2 separate regions of the Homo sapiens genome follow, and region 2 is linked to region 1. Evidence: chromatin contacts called from ENCODE Hi-C or POLR2A ChIA-PET data. All regions are on one chromosome and are shown on one strand. Each heading gives the region's core, a stretch centred on a gene start or an enhancer-like site at or near the end of the contact. The rest is flanking DNA. Distances are from core to core; before and after follow the strand shown.

Region 1 (6,898 bases), core at 2,948-5,447:
TTGCTTCTCAACCATTTCCCTCTACCTGGGAAAGCCACAGTTTAATGTGGTTGACAAGTTGCTAAGGTGAAGGGACCTTCTCTCCCTGTGGATGGGAGGGCCCCAAAGACAAGGAGTGATCCAGCAGATAAAGTTTATTGTTATTCCACGTGGTTTTGTGAGGCTTCCTGTGGTACTTCTCCAGATCCACCTAATTTGCAGAGGTTGTGTAATAGTGGTTATAGACTTCCCTTGGGCTGTATCCAAATTCACACAGCCCCAGTCTCACCAAGAAGGTTCTTGCCCCTTGAAAAAGCTCCTTCAGATTCACTTTTGGTCAAAGAGCTAAAGAACATCATGGCTTTAAGGCATATGCTTTTGATAAGACAAAGGAAAATAAATCAAATTATATAATGTTATCCCATTATAGTTTGTAGGGGTCCAGTTACACATGCTGTCAGAAACTTTGCTATGCAGCTTCCATGTGGATTTTCAGTACTGCTTGAACCACACAATTGTAAAAATACCTTTTTGTTTTTTAACCACATGGCTTCAACAGCTGATAAATTATTAGTTCTGAAGGTTTTGTAGGCTTTTGGCCACTAGGTGGTGGTATTGACAAGTAGACTACACTATACATTGATTACTTGAAACTTTTAGAGATATGTAAACAATTAAAAAGTAAGACAAGCTAAAAAAAAATTGAAATAAAAAAATAAAGTAGTCAGGGTGCAGTGGTTCACATCTGTAATCCCAGCACTTGGGGAGGCTGAGGCAGGAGGATCTTTTGAGCCCAGGAGTTGGAGACCAGCCTAGGCAACATAGTGAGACTTGGTCTCTAGTAAAAATAATTAGCCAGGCATGGTGGCATGTGCCTATAGTCCCACCTACTCAGGAAGCTGAGGCAGGAGGATCACTTGAGCCCAGGAGGTGGAGGCTGCAGTGATCCGTGTTTGTGCCACTGAACTCCAGCCTGGGCAGGAGAGTGAGATCCTGTCTTAAAAATATTATTATTACTGGGCACAGTGGCTCACACCTGTAATCCTAGCACTTTGGGAGGCCAAGGCAGGCGGATTGCCTGAGTTCAGGAGTTCAAGACCAGCCCTGGCAACACGGTGAAACCCTGTCTTTACTAAAATACAAAAAAATTAGCTGGGTATGGTGGCGTGTGCCTGTAGTTCCAGCTACTCGGGAGGCTGAGGTAGAATTGCTTGAACCCGGGAGGCGGAGGTTGCAGTGAGTAGAGACTGCGCCACTGCACTCCAGCCTGGGCAACAGAGCGAGATTCCATCTCAATAATAATAATAATAATAATAATAATAATAATACTGTGTGTGTGTATACATATATATATATATATATTTTTTTTTTTTTTTTTTTTTTTGATACAGAGTTCACTCTGTTGCCCAGGCTGGAGTGCAGTGGCATGATCTTGGCTCACTGCAACCTCCGCCTCCTGGGTTCAAGGGATTCTCCTCCCACAACCTCCCAGGTAGCTAGGACTACAGGTGCGTGCCACCACACCCAGCTAATTTTTGTATTTTTAGTAGAGACGGGGTTTCACTATGTTGGCCAGGCTGGTCTAACTCCTGACCTCAGGTGATCCAACCACCTCAGCCTCCCAAAGTGCTGGGATTGCGGGCGTGAGCCACCAACCCTGGCCAAAAATTACTAAAATGAAATTTGAAAAACATTCATGGCCGGGCGCTGTGGCTCACTCCTGAAATCTCAGCACTTTGGGAGGCCGAGGCAGGCAGATCACGAGGTCAAGAGATCGAGACCATCCTGGCCAACATGGTGATACCCCGTGTCTACTAAAAATACAAAAATTAGCTGGGCGTGGTGTTGCGTGCCTGTAGTCCCAGCTACTTGGGAGGTTGAGGCAGGAGAATCACTTGAATCCGGGAGGCGGAGGTTGCAGTGAACCGAGATTGCGCCACTGCACTCCAACCTGGCGACAGAGTAAGACTCTGTCTCAAAAAAAAAAAAAAAAAAAAATTCAAGTGGTTGGAAATAACTTGAATTTTAGCACCATTCGTGATAGAGTAGTTACAAAAATAGACACTTTTTGAGTAGTAATAAATTCACTTAGTATTTGTAAAGACCTGGAGAATATAATTCTGTTACCTACCTTTATGTGTGATAGTTATCTACCTTTATGTGTGATACTTAGGATTAGTTGTTTAAAGAACCCTTTCTGTAGTACTATAAGGCATATTAAGTAATAGTTATATGTTACCTAGTATTTTGTAGTGTTTCTTTGATCTGTTACTTTGGGTTTGCTAAAAGATGTTAAGCCTCCAAATAAAAAATTTTCGTAAGTTTCAGTTTTGTTAATTAAAATATAGAAATGTGGGGGAAAAATGGAAACTTGAACAGTACTTTTAAGACACTTTAAGGATCTAAGGTTATTTCTTGGTTTGAGTATGAAAAATATTTTTTGTATAACCTTGTTTGCTCATAAAACTGACATACTTGTTATGTACTAAAACTTGGCTATTTAGAATCCTCAAGGAATGAGTCATTCAGTAAAGCCAAGTTTCTGAAATAACTGAGGAATTTTCTCTTTAGGCACCAATTTTTTCTAAATTCCAGTGGAAGTGTTCCTAAAATGAATTACTTACTTTCCCCTCTTCCTCAGTGAGCCAGTAGAAAAGATTCTGCTCTTTCTTTCTCAGTGAGTCGAGGTTCTTCCTGTGAGTATCAGGGATTGTTCTTCTCTGTATGGCAGCGTTTTCAAAGCCTGCCACTGACTATGTGAAGTATTTTTGTTGTTGTTGTTTTGAGATGAAGTCTCATACTGTTGTCCGGGCTGGAGTGCAGTGGTGCAGTCATGGCTTACTGCCACCTTAATCCCCCAGGCCCAATTGATCCTCCTACCTCAGCCTCCCAAGTAGCTGGGACTATAGGCATGCACCACTGTGCCTGGCTCGTTTTTTTTAATGTATTTTTTGTAGAGATGGGATCTCACTGTGTTGCCTAAGCTGGTCTTGAACTCCTAGGCCCAAGCAATCCTGCCTGGACCAACCAAAGTGCTAGGGTCCAGATATGAGCCACTGTGCCCCAGCCTATGTGGAGTATTCTTTACCTTTGTGTAGAATGTCTCCAAATTGCTATGCCTTTGAGTTCCTGTGACTGCTGTTTATGTTTTTTGTTTTTTGTTTTTTGTTTTTTGTTTTTTGACAGAGTCTCGCCGTGTCACCCAGGCTAGAGCACAGTGGCGTGATCTCGGCTCACTGCAACCTCTGCCTCAGCCTCCTGAGTATCTGGGACTACAGGTGTGCACTACCACACCGGGCTAATTTTTGTATTTTTTAGTAGAAACTGGGTTTTACCATGTTGGTCAGGCTAGTCTCAAACTCCTGACCTCAGGTGATTCACCCGCCTCAGCCTCCCAAAGTGCTGGGATTACAGGCGTGAGACACTGCTCCTGGCCTCTTTATGGAATTTTAAAATCTGTTCTTGCTGTCACTTTATGTTGTCTATGGCCTGCCTGTGGCTAGCAATTCCTTTCACGTTTCCTTTTTTGTTGATTCTGATTAAATAATAGTTATTTCAGTTTCACGTGAAAGAAAAAGATAATCTATTAGTCTTCTCTTACTGATGTGTATGGGCCGTAATGTATGAACTTTATAATTTTGGGATACTCAGAGCCTTATAAAATATCTGGTTTTAGAATGTGTATTAAAATATTTAAATACTTGGAGGTGATGGGTGGAATCTGAAAAATTGGGTGAAAGTGGTTGCTTTTATTTTTGGCCTCTTTTCTGGCCTTCATGTTTCTACTTAGGAGCCCCTTTGCTGCGGGACAGTATAAATAAGTGACACTGGAAACCTATTTGAGGCACATACTGACAATACTTAACCACTCCTTGCTATTTACTTTCCTTTTATTCTTTTTACTCCCCCACCCGCTTTCACTTTTTTGGACTTTGTTTGCACGGCTGTATTATTCTTCCTTTGTACTCTCTCCTTTATTAGCATTTGGTAACGTTAGGAACTTTGATAAGCCTTGCTAGCAGTTTTAAAGCAGCGAAAGCTGCTGGGCCCTTTTGTAATGTTTAGCATTAGTTAAGTATTAAAAATAATTCCCACTAGGTGTGTGATTTAAAAAAAAATCTCAGTTATTTTCCTAAGATTTACAGTGCTGTTTCTTGTGGCATTTGACCAGTTCTAACTTGGGCAATCATGTTTAGCCGTTAAATTTTCTCCTCCCTCTCCACCTCCCCTTCCCCACCCTCGTTTCCTTTGGATTTTTCACTTCCTTTCTTTGTTTACTGCACTCATGTTCATAGTTGCCTACGTTCATGTGGAAGAAATGTTTCATGTCCATGATTCTTGGCTCCTAGGAGATAAAAATTTTATGCAGTAATGTTATTGATCAGATTTTATTGGTTTTCTATAATGTGCTCTGTGCAGCACCTCTGGGCATGTTGCTGTCAGATTAAGTGTACATTTTAATACTTTCTGAGACTGCTAATTTAGAGCTTGAATATTTAATCAGTCCACATCATAAGGCAAGTTGTTGACTGAATACTTTGTATTATAGCCAGAATACTTGAATTTGAGAAGGATCATATTCGGGAGGTCCCTAGTAATGCATAGAGACAATCTACACTCCACCAAACTTGGCAGAGATATGTATTTAAGAATTTATTGTATTGATTCCAAGACCAAAATTTTGCATTAAGCATGTACTATCCTACATTTCTATTATAAATTCACTTTTCGTTACCTGCAGTCCCACCCTGCAAACATCTACATTGTGTGTAACCTTTTGCTTACATCCATAGTCAAAATGAAAGAAGCATAACCTTGAAGTTGCTGACTAGCAACAGCTTTTGTGGTTCACTAATGGAAATAGTCTCAGACTTTTGTTCGGAAGAGCTCCATTTGGGGACCTCGGTAATGGATGGATTTGCTGCTGCTCAGAATATTCCTTCAGGCAAAGGAAGTACACTGCCTGTGCCATGTGGAGTCCATTGTGCCATCAGTTTAATGACAGAGACCTCCTAAAGATCATTTCTGCCTTTTTTTGCTGTTTGTTTATTCAGTCTCTATTTGTCTACTTTTTCTCCTTTTTTGGTGGTTCATTACAATTGAGGTCATATTTCAAGATAAGTTTATACTGATCGCTTTGTATTCCTCTAGCAACGTGGGCAGCATCATTATGCATTAGCCTATAGTGTGCGTATGTGTTTGTTAAATCACCACCAAAATGTTAGAGAAATGGGAAGAGAATATAGTACTAAAGAGAGAGCATGAAGACCTAGGTTCTAGTCCTGGCTCAGCCACTGACTAATTGTGTAACTTGTGGAAAGTCACTAAATCTGTCTGGGCCTTAACTTCCTTATCTTTGAAATGAAGATGTTGGACTAGTTAATGTCTAAGTGTGTTCCTGAATTAAAATTATTTGTGCCCCTGTGGGTAGTTAAAACACTCAACTGATTTTCAGTAGTCTTAATATTTAGGGGATTAGGGAGGGATTTGATACAGCATCTGCTTAGTGTGCCATTTTAATACTATAAGAGGATGTGTGTTCTTGGAATTGTTGAATGTGCAAATATCCTGAAAACAGTGGTTTTCTTTTTCAGGACAGTGGCTTTGTACATATTCATACTCCAATAATCACATCCAATGACTCTGAGGGAGCTGGAGAACTTTTTCAACTTGAAGTAAGTTTTGCTTCCCATCTTGAGGGGTACATTGCTGTTTAATATTTTTCATTTGAGGGTTTGAAATTTAATAATAGTTTTGTGGACAGAAGACTATGAGCAGCACCTGAAATTGTCAATAAAAATCCTTGAAAAACTTACATAGACAATTCAAACCAGTCTCATTTCCTGTAGTACCAGCAGTCTTATGCTGTGACAGGTAAGAATGAATTTTTTTTTTTTTTTTTTTTTTTTTTTGAGATGGAGTCTCACTCTGTGGCCAGGCTGGAGTGCAGTGGTGTGATCTCGACTCACTGCAACCTCCGCCTCTAGGGTTCAAGCGATTCTCCTGCCTCGGCCTCCCGAGTAGCTGGTACTACAGGTGCCTGCCACCAGGCCCAGCTAATTTTTGTATTTTTAGTAGAGACGGGGTTTCTCTTGGTTAGCCAGGATGGTTTCGATCTCTTGACCTTGTAATCCACCTGCCTTGGCCTACCAGAGTGCTGGGATTACAGGTGTGAGCCACCATGCCTGGCCAAGAGTGAATTTTTAATTTAGCACTCTATTTACTTTTCTTAAGTTACTGTGAATTGCTGAACTAGAGAGATTTGAAGAGGCAAATGAGGATTTTAAGCTCTCTCTTACGCAGATTCAATCCACAGTTAATATTTGTGGACGTAAGTCATATTTTAAAATATAAATAAAAATAGAAGAGTATACATGTGAATATCATTTTCTTTTTCAAAGTCTTTAAAAAATACATTTTTTCATAAGAACTGATTTATATTTTGTTCATCCCATGAAGGCTCTTAAATTTGTCTAGCAATCATTTTTTGAGTTCCTAGTATATGCCAGGCATTGTCAGCCTGCCCTTACTGCAGATATTTTTTAAGTTATCAGTTTTTCTTATTGGAGGCAGTCGAAAGCCTTGCATTTACCAGTTTGATAGCTATTTAAAATCATTAGCCGGTTGTATAATAATGGACAGAGAGAATGGTATGATCATGAGTGGTACTTTGGTACTTCTTTTATTTGTTTACTGATTTCTTTATCTTTAAGATGTCAGGATTCTTGTTTATATATTTGGTTGATTCTATCAAATGACAAAATTTGTATGTAACTGCTTTCTCCGGTTCAGTGCTTTTTGACTCTTAATAATGGTGGTGGTGCTTTATATTATTGAACAAAGTAGTCTCTGGGAGAAGTTGTCCTGATAGGTTGAAGTCATTCAGAATGATAATCAAATGCCGTCTTCATTATACATG
Region 2 (6,898 bases), core at 2,369-4,868, 190 kb after region 1:
GACCAGCATATAATAGACATTCTGCAAATATTTGAATCATTATTTTATACATTAAGAAATGGATGATGAGTAAGGTGTAACAACTTCACTAACTTATCTAGTCAGTAGCAGAATTGGCACTAGGACTAGACCCCGGGACTTCAGGTTCCCCCCCGGGTAACCCCCAAGTCTTTCCTTTGTTGTAGGGGTTTGTTGACATGGACAATAAGGTCCTACATAGACATAGTTTTATAATGAGTTCAGAAATGGCTCGACAAAAGTGAAACCTGTGACAAATACCGGATTATTTGTATTGTAGACCTTGGTCTTAATAATTTTGTTTTTCTTCGAGGGTTGATGGCAGGTCATGAGATTTGAGAGACACACACAGTAGTCAACTGTATGGAAAATACTGAGGAAGTGTGTTTTCGGATTACAAAACTAAACTGGGATCAACTTGGACTTTTTCAGTCAAGCTGTTAGAATGTGTGTCTAAAGTTGGCCTGCTTATCATGTGTTATAATATAATATTGGTTTGGTCAGACCCTCTGATTTGTCAAATCCTTGCCAAAAATGGGTCCCATAGAAGGCAACCTGGGATTAGAATGCTTTTCAATGTAAAGTCTCAGGTTTCCAGGGTAAACCATCTTCACTTAGCAGAACTAATTCCTTTAACAAGCATTTGTTGATTCCAACTGTGTGTCGGGTACTGTGCTAGCCTGGAGCAGCAAAGAAGGATAAAAAGAACCTTGTTTTAGAGGAGCTATTAAGTCAGATTCTGTCCCCAAACTGAACAGCTACACAAAGAGGTGATTTCTGTTTGAGGGGTTTGTGTGATCATCTAACAACAAAGGAGCTGGGAACCAAGAAAGTTGGGTCAATAATAACAATGACTACATTAATCCAGTATCATGCCAGGTTCTATTCTAAGCAATTTACATGTATTACTTAAGTATTTGTTTACATTTGCGGAAGTTTTCCTTGTCCCGGGCCCATTCAATGTGTTATTTTTATCTCTACGTTTAGAAACTTTGACCTTTTTTGTTTTGTGGCTTGTCCCTTATTTGATTTAAAAAGTCATTATATGGCCAGGCGTGGTGGCTCACGCCTGTAATCCCAGCACTTTGGGAGGCCAAGGTGGGCAGATCACCTGAGGTCAGTAGTCCAAGACCAGCCTGACCAGCAAGGAGAAACTCCCATCTCTACTAAAATACAAAATTAGCCGGGTGTGGTGATGCATGCCTGTAATCCCAGCTACTCCAGAGGCTGAGGCAGGAGAATCGCTTTAACCCTGAGGCGGAGGTTGCAGTGAGCTGAGATTCCGCCATTGCACTCCAGCCTGGGCAACAAAAGTGAAACTCCATCTCAAAAAAAAAAAAAAAAAAGTCATTATAATCACCTAGTAGCTTTAGATATGACTCTATATATAATGTATAGAACAGAGAAGAGTTGTTTGCTCCATAAACATGTACAATTATTTGTCAAAAGAGAAATACAAGTTATTCATATTAGTATTCACAGTCTTCCCTTTAGTTTCTCACCGACTCAGTGTATCTACCAAGATTCCCTTGGTAATATCTGTCCCTCAGGTAGTCTGCTTGCCCAGTGGTAAGTCTTTCTAGGGTGGAAGGATTCTTTCTTACTGGGTCTTCTTCCAGGACTCTACTTCTTTCTAATAGGCTGAATGGAGCGAAAATGTAAAAATAGGGAAGACACGCTGAATCTTCTTAATAAAGAATTTTTAAGATAAAGGGGAAAGGGGAGAATGCAAATTTGAAACTGGTTTTGAAGGTTGGGAGTGGGGTAGGTTGGTGAATGAGAGACCCTTGAGCAACTATATTATATGAGAGAATTGATTAAGAGATAAAAAGTGTGTTACGATTTTGATTTCTTCTCGTATCCATTGAGGAAAGCATGTAAAGACTGGAATTACTGTTTTTTCACTTTTGATTGTTGGACTTTCTACCCAGGACAGCCACTTAGATTGCTGGGGTTTATTCAGGTTATACATACCATGCCTCTCTATTTTAACTGGCTTTTTGTCCCTTTCCTTGCTCAGCAGTTTTTCTGCAAGTAGCTGATAAATCAGGAATTCTTAAATTCTTTTAAAGGGTTTTTCCTGAAAGATAAGTTTTTTTAGAGAAGTAGAGTGGGCCTAGGGAATAATACCAACCTTAGATGTGGAACCTCTAGGGGCTGGTCAAATGTATTTGGCACACTTACTCTTTACTATGTCATCAACAAGACTTGGATGTCTTTCCTATTTACTGCCTTTGTCGTTGGAGCTACGATTCACATCTGTTCCAGAGGTCATGGAAACTCTTCATCTCTCAGCATTTCTAGTGGGTATCCTTGGCAGGCTTAAAGCAGAGTCAGGAGGGTGAGAGCTCAGAGAGAGGCTAAGGTGAAAGCACTTTGTAAACTTATAGAGGATGGTATTTTGTACAAAGCCTGGCACACAGCAGACATTCAGTAAAAATGCATAGAATTAAAAGAAAAGGAAAAAAAGCAGATACCTTTTACTCATAGCAGTAATCTCTCTTCTGCTCCCCCTACCTTGGTCAGGATAAGAGTGCCTTGTGACATGGATTAACACCATACGAGTAATAGTTTATATTATTTAATCTCATTTCTTAAACTAGCCCTACAAAATATAGTATGATTTTGATTTTATGTTTATGGGAATGAAGGTTTTAGAGGGTCTATGTCACTTGCCCAAATATTACCCTTGTAATAAGAGATGGAACTGGGATTGGAATGTAAATGTGTCTAGCTTCAAAACCTTTTATTTATTTTTTTTCTACCTTTCTGGCCGGTACAGCTGTCAGACTATGTTTAGAAGTCTCATGGGTCCTTCAAGTGACTTTACTAATGGTCTTATGAAAAGCTGTCTCCCCTGAGAATTGGTGTTTGACGTTCTTGGTTCATTCAGCAAATGTGTGCTTAGCCCCAGCTATAAGCATGAACTGTACTAGACAGCAAAGGTGGACACCAAAGAAATAATCCCATCCTCATGGAGCTGCCAGTGTAGTGAGTGATCATAAATATAAACAATGTTGGGCAGAGTGATGTTAGCAGTATAACGTGAGGTTGTCCTGGAGGAACACGGAAGAGGGATTGAATGAGGGAAGGAAAAGAATCAGCCCCTCTTATGTAAGAGGCAGCACTATGTCTGCCAGAGCCTAACATCTCTTTTAGCCACCTTAGCTCATTTAATCTTCACTATAACCATGTAATATCCTGATTATACAGATCAGCAACCTACTTGGCGTTTCACAACAAGGAGCAGATGGATAGGATTTTCAATCTCAGAACTGTCTGGCTGCAAGTCCCTGCCCTTTTCATTAGACTACTGAGTATAGACTAAGTATAGGTTTTTCCTAATGTATGTTTTTTAAATACATGATAGTTAAAGTTCTATTCTGTATACAAGGGTATGCGTTGTGTGAGACTCAGTGTGTCTATCGAGATGCCCTTGGTTCTGTCTGCACCTCAGGCAGTCTGCTTGCTCAGTGGTGAGTCTTCAGATGTTGCTGCTTTTGCCACGTTTTCTAACAGTGCTGGCTGTCTCATCTTCCCTCTGTGAGGGTGGGGCTCTGGTTTGGTCTCTGTTAAGTCCATTGTGGAGAGAACTACAGCAACTCATGTGCCTAAGCCCCATTTGGCCAGACCCTGGCCTCTCCTACCACTTTCAAGTTCAAACGTGGGGTGTGTTCTTCCCCAGTGACTGTCCAGAGTGGCTGGGTAAACACAGCCTGGAAGTAGGGAGTGAGGGCAGTTGACATCACTGACCAGAGCAGTTGGAAGCTGGAGAAGGGAAGGAGCCAGCAGACAAATTGCTTCGTGTCTGCCTGCCTTTCTCCTCCATTTACCCCTTACACACACACACACACACACATACACACACACACGCACACACACATACAATATTAGTAGTTCCATACAACCCATCCTGTAACCTTCTAAATGAGCAGTTGTCTGTGTTTTCATGCTAAGCCGTAGCGGGTTTGTTGATGCATATAGCCTTGGTTTCCTTTCCCTCCTATTCTTTCCTACCAGTCTTTCCCCACTCTCTGCTCTGAGATTGCAACACATGATAAACAGGTAAGCTTTGCTCCAGACTGTTTTCTAGAACCTGGGCACAATAGTAGTCAATAAAAAACATCTTGCCCATCACAGACCCTTGCCCTGTTTGCCCTGTTTTATACCTTGTTATTTTTCACTTAGCATAAATCAGGTAATATTTGAATACTACCATATGATTAATGTGCACCAAAATCCTGTGAGATAAAATAAACCATGAGTGTAGTTCCGTATTTGCATATATAGGTCAATTGTATTTTCTTTTCTTTTTTTTTTTTTTTTTTGAGACGGAGTCTCGCTCTGTCGCCCAGGCTGGAGTGCAGTGGCGGGATCTCAGCTCACTGCAAGCTCCGCCTCCCGGGTTCACGCCATTCTCCTGCCTCAGCCTCCCAAGTAGCTGGGACTACAGGCGCCCGCCACTACGCCCGGCTAATTTTTTGTATTTTTAGTAGAGACGGGGTTTCACCGTTTTAGCCGGGATGGTCTCGATCTCCTGACCTCGTGATCCGCCCGCCTCGGCCTCCCAAAGTGCTGGGATTACAGGCGTGAGCCACCGCGCCCGGCCAGTATTTTCTTTTTTAAAGGAAAGATTATTGCTTTTGTTAAAATGGTACATGTTCGTTATAAATCAAGAAATGCTAAAACAAACAAACAAAAAACCCCACGCCAGATGCCATCATCTGGTGATAACCTTTAGGTGAATAACGTTCTGGGGGCGCTCATGAAGCTCAGCTTTTCTCATTATCTTTATAGTAGTGTCCGAGTATACTACTGTAATTTAACCAACCTGACCAGTTGATAAGCAGTTACAGTATTTTATTTACTTAAAAAATGTGCTGAAATGACCATCCTTATAAATGCCTTTGGATTTTTTAAACTTGTTGGTATGTAAGATATATTTCTCCCCCTGAAAATTTTTATTCAGATACTACCTTGTGACCAACACACCTGTTTTGCAGATGAAAGACTCTGGGCCAAAGCAAAACTAATAGCAAGATAATCTGCCCTTAGGCGACTCTTCTAATGAGAAAGAATGGGAACACAAAACACTGTATAAGGGATGCAAGTTTCACATCCCAGATTTTGGTAACCAAAAGAAACCATAGGCCACACAGCTGATCAGAGGTATATTTGAGCTATTCCATTACATTTTAGATTTTAACTTTGCTACAGTAAGTCATGGCTCAAATACAGTAGAGGCACTGATTGATCATTAAGTTTATATACACTGTAAACTAACCCAGTTAAAAGGCAACAGCACCATATTTTGAAGACAGGGTGACCAAGTTTCTAATGCAATGATTGCCATTGATTAATACAATGAACTGGAGACCAGCAGGGATGATAAATTTTCCTGGCATTGAGAATTACTTATCTGACTTTTTTTTTTTTTTTTTTTGAGACAGGGTCTCTGTCACTCTGTCACCCAGGCTGGAGTGCAGTGGTACAATCATTGCTCACTGCAGCCTTGACCTCCTGGGCTCAAGTGATCCTCCCACCTCAGCCTCCTGAGTAGCTGGGACTACAGGCACATGCCACCATGCCCGTAAATATAAATTTATTTAATAAGTAAATTTATTAATTTTAAACAAATTAAAAAATTTTTTAATTTTTAAAAAATTTGTTTGTAGCGATGGGGTCTCGCTGTGTTTCCCAGGCTGGTCTCAAACTCCTAGCCTCAAGCAATTCTCCCACCTCAGCCTCCCAAAGTGCTGGGGTTATAGGCATGAGCCGCCATGCCTGGACTTATCTGACTTTAAAGATGCTTTTCTGGGGTCTGAAGTTGAAGATTTAAACCTATAGAGTTTATTTTTGCTGTCTTGTCTTTTTTTTTTCAGTTTGTTAACATGCTGTGTAGTTCTGTTACAAACATATGTAGTGAAAGACCAGCTTTTATTAGGGTTAATTGTTCCTTTTCTCATTTGGTATGCACTAGTATTTAGTGAAATTCTTCCTTCGTGTAGTATGCTTTGTTTCTATTTTTATTAAAACATTTGTTTGTATTGTGACTATTTGTGTAGTAATTTATATATTTAATTTGTAGCTTGCTTTTCAGCCATCAGTACTGTATTTCAGTGACTTCTGCACAAACGTGATTTAACTATAGGAAATTTTTTTGTCCAGGATAATTTACATAAAGTCCCTCACTTGAGAATTTCAGGTGACAGAAGTTTACTATATTTCTAAATAGCAAGCCTATTATAGAGTAGATCAGAATTAATCATATTCATGAACAGTATTAATCTGTTGAATAATCAAACCATCAAGGCAGATGCATTGGTTGAGTTGCTGTTCATGGACTTCCTGGTTGAACAAAATGGTCTTGCCATTCTTAGCAAAGAAATACCTCAGCATGTGGCAACTCATGGATGTGGCCAGTAAGTGCTGTGAGAAGTGAACAAAGAATAGAAAATTAAGCACTGACAGCCGGGCGCAGTGGCTCACGCCTGTAATCCCAGCACTTTGGGAGGCCGAGGCGGGCGGATCACGAGGTCAGGAGATTGAGACCATCTTGGCTAACACGGTGAAACCCCGTCTCTACTAAAAATACAAAAAATTAGCCGGGCGCAGTGGCGGGTGCCGGTAGTCCCAGCTACTCGGGAGGCTGAGGCAGGAGAATGGCGTGAATCCGGGAGGCGGAGCTTGCAGTGAGCAGAGATAGCGCCACTGCCTGGGGGGAAGAGCAAGACTCCGTCTCAAAAAAAAAAAAAAAAAAAAAGAAAAAGAAAATTAAGCACTGACATATTCTGAGATGTTTTCTGAAGGAGCTCAGGCTAAATGCTCTCACCTCCTTAATACTGGCTGAGAGGCTGGATCTTCTGCCTGCAGCCCAGTA

What was found. A loop is a pair of places that touch in the nucleus more often than their neighbours do. ChIA-PET counts read pairs that join two places held with the same protein, here RNA polymerase II (POLR2A). Pooled maps may share reads with other maps.
Region 2: a loop to region 1 is called in a map of CD14-positive monocyte, with 3 times the contacts of the local background. The contact joins two enhancer-like sites. A Hi-C loop is called at or near these places in 2 of 168 maps with a recorded cell type or tissue (CD14-positive monocyte and Caco-2) and 1 of 50 pooled maps. POLR2A ChIA-PET finds 5 or more read pairs at or near these places in 5 of 52 experiments (B cell, Caco-2, Panc1 and 2 more).

Annotation. Positions count from the first base shown.
Region 1 is chr11:78,558,295-78,565,192 of GRCh38, reverse strand. NARS2 (asparaginyl-tRNA synthetase 2, mitochondrial) reads left to right here. Exons shown (of 14, transcript NM_024678.6): 5 at 5,574-5,654. NARS2-AS1 (NARS2 antisense RNA 1) reads right to left here. Exons shown (of 4, transcript NR_120566.1): 4 at 6,628-6,898. Among named protein-coding and RNA genes, the nearest start is that of NARS2, 13 kb to the left of the region's middle. Within about 2 kb of position 4,197, at least 3 of the 41 ENCODE cell types and tissues checked have a DNase peak (open chromatin) inside an H3K27ac peak, as active enhancers do.
Region 2 is chr11:78,367,705-78,374,602 of GRCh38, reverse strand. All of the region lies in intron 1 of GAB2 (GRB2 associated binding protein 2), which reads left to right. Among named protein-coding and RNA genes, the nearest start is that of GAB2, 47 kb to the left of the region's middle. RefSeq lists an enhancer at 3,475-4,425. Within about 2 kb of position 3,618, at least 4 of the 41 ENCODE cell types and tissues checked have a DNase peak (open chromatin) inside an H3K27ac peak, as active enhancers do.